Linked DNA regions of Homo sapiens: region 2 is linked to region 1. A link is a contact called in ENCODE Hi-C or POLR2A ChIA-PET data. All regions are on one chromosome and are shown on one strand. Each heading gives the region's core, a stretch centred on a gene start or an enhancer-like site at or near the end of the contact. The rest is flanking DNA. Distances are from core to core; before and after follow the strand shown. Region 1 has its middle 14 kb from the start of ZNF831. Region 2 overlaps ZNF831 (zinc finger protein 831).

Region 1 (5,219 bases), core at 1,850-4,349:
TTCTCTTGATCCACAAACCCAAAATCCACCTGTCCACCTACTCGCTGCCTCCTCAACCAAGGCCTCTGGAAACCCCCAACCCCCTGTAAGTGGTGATCTCCCACTCCCGAACCTCAGCAGCAGAGTCCCTGTGACACTTTTAGGTGAATTTATGCCTGTCTTACATTGTAGTGGATTTAGCTTAGCTCTCTGGACTCCTAAGATCTTCAAAAGTGAGCGCTGTACTTTTTTTCTCATTACTAGCTCTTTCTAGCACCTAAGCTGGTACCTGGCAAACAGCAATGACTAATAACTATTATGATTGATCAGGCAACAGACTAGTGAAACCTCCAAGCTGGGGTGTGAGGGAGGTGCTGTCATTACAAATATTACTTAACAGATGAGGAAAGGAGGTTGATAGTGGTGAGGCAGCTCGCCCCAAACCACTCAGCCAGAGACTGGCAAAGACAACCTGTGGCTGAGGCTATATGGCCCCCACACCAGCATGTTCAACCATTCAATCAAGCCCTGCCTTTGGTGTACACCTTCCCCTTGCAGCATCGCTAGACAGAGGGGCTGGGCAGCCACCTCCTATGGGTCTCCCGAAGGTTCAGCGTTCCCTCGTGGAGAACATCTCCAATACATGGGGCTCAGCCGGCACCAGTATTTGAGGCAAACCTACTAACTCTAAGAGCGCAAATACAAAACAATCTTAGCTAAAACTACTACAAATCTCCATAAAGGACTTTTCAAAACAGTGCTCTCTTCAGAAAGTCCACGCCCAGGAGCTGGTGTTGAAAGCCATCCCTCATTCACCTGGCAGCGATTCACCTGACCGGCCTGCAGAACTCAGGTGGAATCTTGGCTCGGTATCTCACCAGTTGTGGCCAAGTTATTTTACCTTTCTAAGCCTCGAGGTTTTCATCTGTCAAGTCAGGGCAACAAGAGCCCCAGGCACATGGGAGAATTAAGCACAAGATGCTAGCACAGGGTCGGGTGTATCATAAACACCTGGTCAACGCTCACAGTAGCATCACTGTGGTTAGGATTATTCTCCTCAAAGGTCTGCAGTCCTGTGGCATCTCAGCAGGAGGGTGCCCAGGGAAAGGGCCATTTCCTTCTGTCCAGAGATGGGTGCTGGAGCCTCAGGAAGGGTTATCCCAGGAGACAGAAGCCATGTGGCTTGCTGGGAATACACAGATCAGGGTGGCAGGTCATGCACACATCAACACACCCCCTCCAGCCTTAGGCATCCACCTCCATGCTAGCCCCCTCGCATCTTCATCCACACCAGGAAAGTAAGTGTGTGCATGTGTCCCAGCCCACATGTACCGGGAACATGGGCCTCTCCAGAGACCCAGCCGCTATCAGCCCGGTACCCCTGCACTATCGGAAACCCATGGACGGCTGGAGGCTGTGCTCATGGGTCTCCCATCTGGGCAGGCGGGCCAAGTGTATTTGTATATAATTTGCATGGTTGACACAGCCGTTCCCATCTCTGCAAGGAGAACTTCCAAGCTAACCTGTTATTACTGCTCCTCTGAAGCTGGCACGGCCCGCCCGCCCACAGCCAGCGAGTACTATGCAGAGAGACAGGCCAGGAGCTGACTGAGCGTTCGGGTGCGCCACACCAACCTCCCTGAGCCTCTGTTTCTCTCCTGGACAACAAATCACTACACACCTCCGTTGGGCAGACTCAAGGAGAGCTCCTTGCCCACAAAATGACAGCGTGTGCTGGCGCGGAGTACTGGCCACAGCATAGTGGGCTGTTTGTTATTCTCAGAAGGTCAGGAATTAATCTGGATGGAGAAGTTTGCCTCAACGTTCCTCCCAGATGATGGTTCTGAGTCTCATACGGTGGGTCCCCTATGCTATGGTTACTATTCATAGATGATCTATAAAAATACAGGATTGCCTACTTAAATTTGAATTTCGAAGAAATAATAAATATTTTAGTTTAAGTATATCCTGTGCAGGCTTTGGGACACGCTTATACTAACAAAGTATTCATTGTTCACCTGAAATTCCCATTTTAACTGGGCATCCTGTATTTTATCTGACAACCCTACCTGTGACCCGAGGTCCACTGGTTTCCATTACGACTTATATCCTGTTTTCTCACAGTTTTTACCTAAACTCAAAGGAACACGGTCTCTGTTTCCTAAATGTGCAGCTTCCCAATCTAGGATAGGGAGGGCAGAGGTTGCATGTGAGGAAAATTGAGACTTGCTGAGAGGAGAGAGGGAGGGAAGGAGAGAGAGAGAACATGTGTTTCCTAATTGAGGTAAAAATCTAAAATCTGTTCCTCTTTGGTTTCTGTGAGGAGCCTGGTGGTTACCATTGTGAACGTGAGGCCACGTTTCCTGTGGCAAAGGGTATGTGTGTTTTTATCAACAGAGCCCGTTTCTAGGGCTCCTCTCAGGATGTGAGGCCCGTAGCAGGTCACAGAGGAAAAGGCGGGCCATGGCGGGGCAAAGGGGGCTGGCGCTGGCGTTGGATGGGGGTCCAGCCATTGAGGCTCCCTGGAGAGCCTTAGCCCTGTGTGGGACGACAGCCCCCCTCAGGGCCTCGGCTCAGATTTCCCTGTGCACACCGGCCAGCTGGAACATTCCACAGAAAAAGGCAGTGGAGACTGGGCCTTGCCGGATTCCCTGGGGCCCTCAGGGCAAGTTCCAGCCCCGCCATCCACACAGTGTCAACATCACAGGGACAAGGCTCAGGCATGAAACATGTGTTGGGGGCCCTGTGGATGGTGTCTGCTCTCCATACAGGGGCTCTGCAGCCTCTCTCTCCGACAGGCCAAGCCCAGGCTTTTGGCGCTCACTCAGGAGGGAACCCTTTTCCTTCACGATTTTTTTTGGAGGAGGGAGATCTTATTTTATAGTAAGATCAATAGATATATTATGGAGTATAAGGTTAAAGTTTTATATCTTTAAGATACAATGCAAAAAGTAAAATGAAATGTATAAGACTCCGTTTCTTCCTCCATAAAATGGTATTGGGGAAGGCGCCAACCACATGGGGCCATTACAGAGATTAGACAAAGAGACATAAGCAAAGCCCTTCTTTGGCACAGCCCCAGGCCACAGTCACATCTTCTTTAATTGGAAGTTTGCCATTGAGACTGGGCCCAAGGATTAACATCCCTTCATCTCGTCTGGCTTATCAGACCTCCACACACAGAAAGAAATTGCAAAGCAGCAAAGGGAGTCTAGGTTTTGAGCACCAGAGGAAGCTGGTTAATCTTCAGTTGATTTTCTGATGGCACCTCTGGTCTGATCTCAAACAGAGGATGGGGTCTGAGAGCCCTTACCTTGTCTGACCCATCAAGATGGGCACCCATCCTATTCATCTGTGGCCACAGACACGGCCAGCCTGGAAGGGATGGAGACCCTCGTTACCAATGGAGACACCATCCCCTGGCTCTGCCCCTCACAGCCTCTGGCCAGGGCTGAACTCGAGTGCCCGCAGCCCAGAACGCTGCAACTGCACCTGCTCTCCAAGGCACAAGATGCTCTGGGGAAGGATGTGGTAAGCTGTGTCCAAGGTGCAGGGGTGTTGTGGTCAGGAGGGCAGAACTCACACCAGGTATGTGGGTCTGAGGTAGGAGGCTGCAGGACCTCTGAATCTCCTGGCTGGGTGACAGGATGGAATTGAGCCTCAAGACATGAGACCCAGAGTCAGCACCCTGCTTGCTCTCACGCTCTGTTCTTTTTTTTTTTTTTTTTTTTTTTTTTTTTTTTTTTTTTTTTTTTTGAGACGGAGTTTCGCTCTGTCGCCCAGGCTGGAGTGCAGTGGCGCGATCTCGACTCACTGCAAGCTCCACCTCCCGGGTTCACGCCATTCTCCTGCCTCAGCCTCCCGTGTAGCTGGGACTACAGGCGCGCGCCACCATGCCCGGCTAATTTTTGTATTTTTAGTAGAGACGGGGTTTCACCGTGTTAGCCAGGATGGTCTCGATCTCCTGACCTCGTGATCTGCCCGTCTCGGCCTCCCAAAGTGCTGGGATTACAGGCGTGAGCCACCGCGCCCGGCCGCTCTGTTCTAACCCATCTTCAGAACATCAGAAATGTAGCAGTGGTGATGCTTCCCAAGGACTGAACAGGGACTTTGCCACTGGTCCTCAGAGCTCATGTGCACCCCTTGGATATCCCCCCTCAACAGAGAGGCCAGCCCCATTCCATCATGGAAACCCTCCCAGCCTACTCTGATGAGATTGTCCGTGTCCCTGTCTTGGATGGGCCGACCACAAATGACTTAGGAACTAAACGAAGACTATGCATTGGCCTTGACCAACGGCACTTAACAATTAGCGTCAATGGCCCCATCAGGCTCTAGGTTAGTAGGAGAACATTCTCAAGCATTTCAGAGAGTATAAGGGACGTCTCTTCTAATTAGGGTCCATGATGTAGTCATACTTTCTTATTGATCTAATAATTGGTGCAAATGTACAAAAACAGCTGTCCCAACAGTGTGCTGCCACGTGGCCTTGGGTTTTTCATTCTGGCCTGTAATCCCCCCTTTTACCACCTCAGAAAGCAAGGCTTCATGCGTACAATCATGCCTGCATTTCAGCTGCTCTTCAGATTTACAGCCTCGCCTCTGAAATATGAACAGGTTTTTTGGAGATAATTAGTCTCACACACAACTTCAGCCAACATCTGATCAACCCCAGTCATATCATTAGTTCTTGCTAACATATTACACTTTGCCTAAACTATATTGGAAGATGTTCTCCAGTTATGATATCTGATTAGTCAAAATCAGCCTTGTTTGGAGATGAGGGGGGCCTCATTCTTCCTTGTGGTAGGAGAGCTGCCCTCAAAGCCTTTTCTTTAAATTCTAAGCCATGATCCAACATCTTTGCCTTTTCCCAATTTCAGCTTGTACAGCCTTTCCTTTTAAAAAACAAAGTATAACAATTGCAATTCTCCCTTGGCCACTGGCCAGACATCCAAGGGCCAGAGTGAGGAGATTAACGGATACACCCAGAGGGGACAAGGTCAGAGAGCAGAACATTCTGGACACATGTTTGTGTCAGAGACCAGACCCCAAAGGACTGGAGAGCTCCCATTAAGAAGGGCTGGTACCTCCAGCTAGAGTGACACGCGAGGGCCCTTCAGAGCCTGTGCATGGAACATGCCTGTGACATTAATTAATGCCAGGCAAAATGTAACAGCAGATCTTGGAAACTAAAAATAGATCTTTACTAACTGATTCATCCCCTGACTGCACAGAAT
Region 2 (5,364 bases), core at 801-3,300, 73 kb before region 1:
TGGAAGAGGATGCTACCAAACCACGGATGAGAAGCCCATGGGCACCTCAAAGCACCCAGGCGGCGAGGTACCTGGGCTGGTGAGAAGCCGGGCGTGCAGAGCACGCACTTGTTGGGAGGGGAAGCAGGTCTCCAGGAACAAGAGGAAGTCCCCCCACCCGCCACGCACCATCACATTTCCAAGGTGGCTTCTGAAGGCCTCCTGGTGCGAGGGTACTCAAAGTGGGTGCCCTGCTATATTCTCCCAGGGGGAACGGAAAAGAAGGACGTGTTTCCCCGTAATCCATCCACCCCCAAAAGAGCGCTGGCCACACCGGTTTCAGTGTTTGGCTCCAGTGGCCTGGATGTGGGGGTGGTGGATGACAGGGAGAGATGACTCCTTCCTTCCTCCCTCCTGTCCCGTGGCCTCCTGGCAGCCTTTGAAGTAAAGGTCTCAAACTAGCTGACTGTATTTGGGCCCAGATGGGGTATGTGTGCAAGTGCACGTCCGTGCGTGTATGTGTGTTTAAATTAGCACCCTGTAAAAATTGAGAGATTTTATTTAACGTGAAATCTGGGTTCTGCCTTCCCCGTAGAGCTAGATGAATACCAGCCAGCTGGCCTCACCACACAACAGCCAAGGTTATATGATTCAAAGCACTCTTTCAAATTCTAGATATATTTTGTGTAGTGTTACTATCACCCCCATTTTACAGATGGGGAAACCGAGGCACAGAAGAGCTGAGACACGTCCCTAGGATGACATGACTACAGGTGGTGAAACTCGGCAGCGAGCCCGAGTGCTTTCCTCCGAGGCCCGTTCCCGTAGCCGCTGGAGCACCGCTGCCTCTGCTGGGAGGCTGCTGCCGGCTCGTTCCTCCTGCATCTCTCTGTTAAAACGTTTGCTTATTAACATTTTTCCATGTGCTTTTAAAAAACATGGCTAGTTCTGAAAGAGAACCAGTGTGTCTGCAAGCTGGAGAGGAAGGAACCATCGCACACACTTGGCAAGCGAAGGGTCCGGGAGTCCTGGTCACCGTGCAGCGATTGGGAGCCTGCATTTTGCGGCAGAATCCTGGATTCTGCTTTACATCCCTGCGGACAGAGAGCACCCAATAGAGCCTTCGGCACCTCGTTTTGTCCTTTTTCTTCTTTCACCCCCATCTCTCACCCTGGTCCTGGGAAACTGAAATAATGTCCCCCCTCTGACCTCCTCCAAGGCCCCCTTCCTGCCTCCTCCTGTTATCAGCTGGGGCTCCTGCCTCCCCTCTTCGTGAACATTCTTACTCTTGCATTTCTGGGTGGCGTTTATGTGAGGGCAGTGAAACATCATCCACAGGCTGGGGTCGTCTGGTGCGGGGGCCGTGACGACAGTCGCTTGCTCAGCGGGGGGTCCCAGCCGATTTGCAGAAGCCAAGGAACTAGGATCAAAACCCTGCTCTCCCTTCCTTCGGCTTCAGCCTGCTCCCTTGGTTCTACCACGGAAACCCCTACGAACATAAAATAAATTTGTACCGCCAGGTCCCTGGTGTTCAGAGCAGGTGCCCCTGATTGCACGAGTCTGGGGTCCGCCCGCCTCCCTCCCAGACCGGACTCCAGGCCGTGCTGCGCCGCGGAGCGAGGAGGGAGCCGGGCTTCGGCGGTGCCCGCGATGGGCGCTAGGGGGCCCCCGCGGAGCTTGGAAGGCGGCTTTGCTGTAAATCCCAGCCCTCTGCGCTTTCTTCCGGGTAATAAATTCACAAGGCTTGTTTTTTAACCCCCACCAGAGGTTAAAATAGTTTCATAAAAAGTTTTGGTAAATTCATGGGTAACTTTTGAGGTTATGTGAGGTTGTTGTCACACAAAAAAAAAAAAAGAGAGAGAGAAAAACAGAGCCTTTCTTCTCTGCTCCTGCAAGATTGAGGCTTGGCGCCGGCGGGGGCGGAGGGGGCCCGGGCTTTGTGTTCTTCCAGAAGCATCCACGTGGCTAGGCGGCTCTCCAGGCCCCCGGGCGCCCACCCACCAGGGTAGGGGGGTCTCGGGAGCGCCCAGCCAGGGGTCCGCACCCACCCCGCCGCCCGCCCGGGCACCCTGCAGCCTTCCCGAGGCTTCGCTGAGCTCGACCCCCAGCCCAGCTCAGCCCAGCCCGTGGGGCGAGTGGGGTTCGGGGCTCTGCGTTGATCGCTTCCTGCCATGCCCGTGGGAATAAAGCAAAAGTTACAGCCCCTGAGTAGGGGTTAAAAAGAACTTTATCAGATTGATAAGCTGGGAGACAGGAGGAGGCAGAAAGAAAACAGCGCAGTTAAGGGAGGGGGCGTCGCACATTAACTATGATTCAGACTCCAATGCACTGAGTTCATTTTTCAATCTGCCTTTAGGTAGGGGAAAAAAAATAAGGAAATTATGGAAAATTGAGAAATAAACATCTCTGAGAGTGCTTTGCACCCGGGGGTGCTTAACGAACACTTAATAATTTCAAACGCTAGTACTTAGAAAAATGGCTTTTGTCCGTTCCCGGCACGCCAGGTGCCTCCTAGCAAAACCGGAAAGCTGAAAATGACTGAAAATGATCGCTAATGTCTATGTGGAGGGTGGTACAAAAATCACTTGTTCATGTCCTTTGGAAGTTAAGGAAATAAGCAAGCCAAAATTTTAAGAGTTTTAGCAAGGGAAAAACCTTGGAACTGAGCTTGCATTTCTTTTCCTCAACGTATGAACTTGGGCAAGACTCCTAATTAGGACAGGGCTGGCCACACATCACCTCCTGACCCCACGGGGCCATACTGAAAATTAGATGAGGAAAAACATTTGGAGGAAACTCTCAAAATGCTACTGCAGGAAGCAATGGTTGTTTTTGGAGCAGATTCCCCATGCTCCCTGCCAGCAGCCAGCAGTGGGGTGAGGGCCAGTGTGAACTATTTACCTAGAGGACGATGGGGTCCCTACAAGAGCACAGTATTGCCAGGGAGGCCTCTGGGACGAGTTGGAGCTTGGAGGATTATTCCAGTTTCGTCATTTTCTCAACCTGGAGGGCAAGTCTCACCCCGGCAGGAAGAGCACCATAGGCATGCATGTAGCACAAACTCAAGGGCCCAGAATGTACTCCCGAATCCCTACGAGCTCCCTGCTGGGGAAAGTATGGACCTGCACCATTCACTGCCTCCCTCCTTTGGCTTGAAGACGTCTTGTCCAGACCTGGGGGGAAAATTCAGTGTATGCTCACCCCTGCCACCTCCCAGCCATGATAACCACACACTGTAAAGTCCTTTGTAGTTCACACAGCACTTTCACAGTCACTGTCTCATGTAACTTGAGCCTCTCCTCAATCTCAAGGGCAAATGAGTCAGGTATTCCTGGACAGGCTTCATGGGGTTCTTGGGCACCAGATTAAATGAATTATGGACTCAGAAACTCCAGCCCCATTCTACAGATGAGGACCTGAGACAATGAGAAGGAACAAATTTTGCCCAAAGAACTAGTAAAAGTCAAGACTCAAACCAATTCCTCTAAATCCAGAAAGCAAAATTATTTATCCTGTACCAGCCTTGGCCTCAAAGGAGGCTGAGAGAGAAAGGGAAACGTTAGGCTTTCCAAGGTTAATGGAGTAAGGTGGTTGAGGAGACTTTGGAGTGTCTGGCATCAGAAGGAGCAGATTCTTCTTTAAAAAAAACAATAAAAACAGAATTGTGTTCTCAAATTCTAGCTAGATGTTGAGACCTAACCTCTTTCTCTCTGATTAAAAGGGAGGTTAGGAAGGGGTTTAGGCAAGTGTTAAAGATGGAATCAAAACAAGACTTTCTCCATGGCATGATCAAGAGGCTGGAGAGGGAGTTGAGAGGAGAATCACCTTCCCATTATGAGTCAGTGTCACTGAAGGTTTCTCTCTGTAGCCCCTAAAGTTACTTCTCCCCTAGGTTCCACTCACACCTTAGTTAGAATTAATCCTACAGGCTCATCTGCCTCCAAACCAAAAGGGCCTGGCCCCTTGTGAAGACCAGGCAGCAGGTGGGTGTCGGGGAAACAGACCCCGCAAGGCGCACCTGGTGCCTCCGTGATTTTGTTGAGAGTGAGTCTTGCCTTTTGTGTCCCATTTGTAGCCTGTTGAGTTCCATCCCTGAGATCCTCATTTTTCTTCCTGCCTCATCCACTGATTCTATTTGGCTACTGGTTCCAGCACGTTGCATAGGAAAATTCCAGAACAAAACTCAGGATTCATTTGTGGCCCTCTGCTGAGAAGGGGGTCTTCCAACTCAAATATGAGAACGGTTTTCAGAAAGTCTTTCAAAAGCAGAACCGTCCCCATTTCAGGTGTGGGATTGAAGGTATGAGAGTTTCTCTCCCTCCCTCTCCTCTTTTCTCTCTCTCAACTTTTAACATAAACACATATTTATCTTTAAAATGCCCATATTTCAACCTTCTCCTTCAATGACTATATCGTCCTACCCACCCACCTGCCCACTGAACCCATCATTAGTGCACTACCTATTGTTGCCTTCCCACCTTCTGTCGGCACAGACATCAGAATTCTAATCATGGCACTCCGTTTCTACAGGAATCTATTAGTGATTGCTAAGGGAAACACTTAGCATTTTAGATAAATAAGTACATAGTAGTTAAGTGCTCCATTCCCAGCAGTTTAGAGTATATGGCAAAAATTCTTTATGATCGAGGGATGAAAGAAGGCATGATAAAGAGTGACGGCCTTCGGTTCTCCCACATGCCCTGCTGACATTCCTTTCTGCAGTGGGGGGCCGAATGGAGAAGCCTTTGGGGTGAGCGTCGGAAGCATGCCCCACCCCCTGCTATGCTCCTGTTTATGCTAGCACACTCTCCCCTCTCCGCTCCAGCAGGCCTTGTCAGGATCCCTCATTTGGAAGCTTAATCATATCAGCGAGCTCACCGCACTGCATTTGTAATGACTTGTTTACCAGTCTGTGCCGGCTCCCCTTGCCACACTGGGCTCTCCCTAAGGACAAGGGCCATGTCATGTTCTTGTTTGCCTCTCTTCCTGCTCCCACACATTGCCTGGCACAGAACAGGCCCCAGTAATTACCTGGGACCCTCAGGCCACGTGACTCTCATCTGTCTCACAAAGGTGTCTTGGTCCACCAACCGGTTCCTAACCTCCTTGAGGTGAGGGCTCAAGCCATCTTCTGTTCCTCTCCTCTCATGGGGCTTCAAAAGACACTCAGTGGCTCACAAATGCATACCTAATTGCATTAAGCCATGAGTAAGATGGTTTCCCCATGTCTGCATGGAGGAAGAGGGGACATCTGCTGTGATTACTTGCCTGACCCCCACTTCTTTAGGGGGAACCATCTCTCATTTACTCTTTTTATTTTGTATTTTTTATTTTGAGACAGAGTCTCACTCTGTCACCTAGGCTGGAGTGTAGTAGCGCGATCTT

What was found. A loop is a pair of places that touch in the nucleus more often than their neighbours do. ChIA-PET counts read pairs that join two places held with the same protein, here RNA polymerase II (POLR2A). Pooled maps may share reads with other maps.
Region 2: a loop to region 1 is called in a map of heart right ventricle, with 6 times the contacts of the local background. The contact joins two enhancer-like sites. A Hi-C loop is called at or near these places in 8 of 168 maps with a recorded cell type or tissue (CD4-positive, alpha-beta T cell, CD4-positive, alpha-beta memory T cell, esophagus muscularis mucosa and 4 more) and 9 of 50 pooled maps. POLR2A ChIA-PET finds 5 or more read pairs at or near these places in 4 of 52 experiments (CD4-positive, alpha-beta memory T cell, activated CD4-positive, alpha-beta T cell, activated CD4-positive, alpha-beta memory T cell and 1 more).

The regions. Positions count from the first base shown.
Region 1 is chr20:59,147,196-59,152,414 of GRCh38, reverse strand. It overlaps a transcript of ZNF831 not described here. Among named protein-coding and RNA genes, the nearest start is that of ZNF831, 14 kb to the left of the region's middle. RefSeq lists a silencer at 2,281-2,503. Within about 2 kb of position 3,099, at least 13 of the 41 ENCODE cell types and tissues checked have a DNase peak (open chromatin) inside an H3K27ac peak, as active enhancers do; they include heart left ventricle and heart right ventricle, where a contact is called at or near this core.
Region 2 is chr20:59,218,962-59,224,325 of GRCh38, reverse strand. All of the region lies in intron 4 of ZNF831 (zinc finger protein 831), which reads right to left. Among named protein-coding and RNA genes, the nearest start is that of ZNF831, 58 kb to the right of the region's middle. RefSeq lists a silencer at 1,665-1,734. Within about 2 kb of position 2,050, at least 11 of the 41 ENCODE cell types and tissues checked have a DNase peak (open chromatin) inside an H3K27ac peak, as active enhancers do; they include heart left ventricle and heart right ventricle, where a contact is called at or near this core.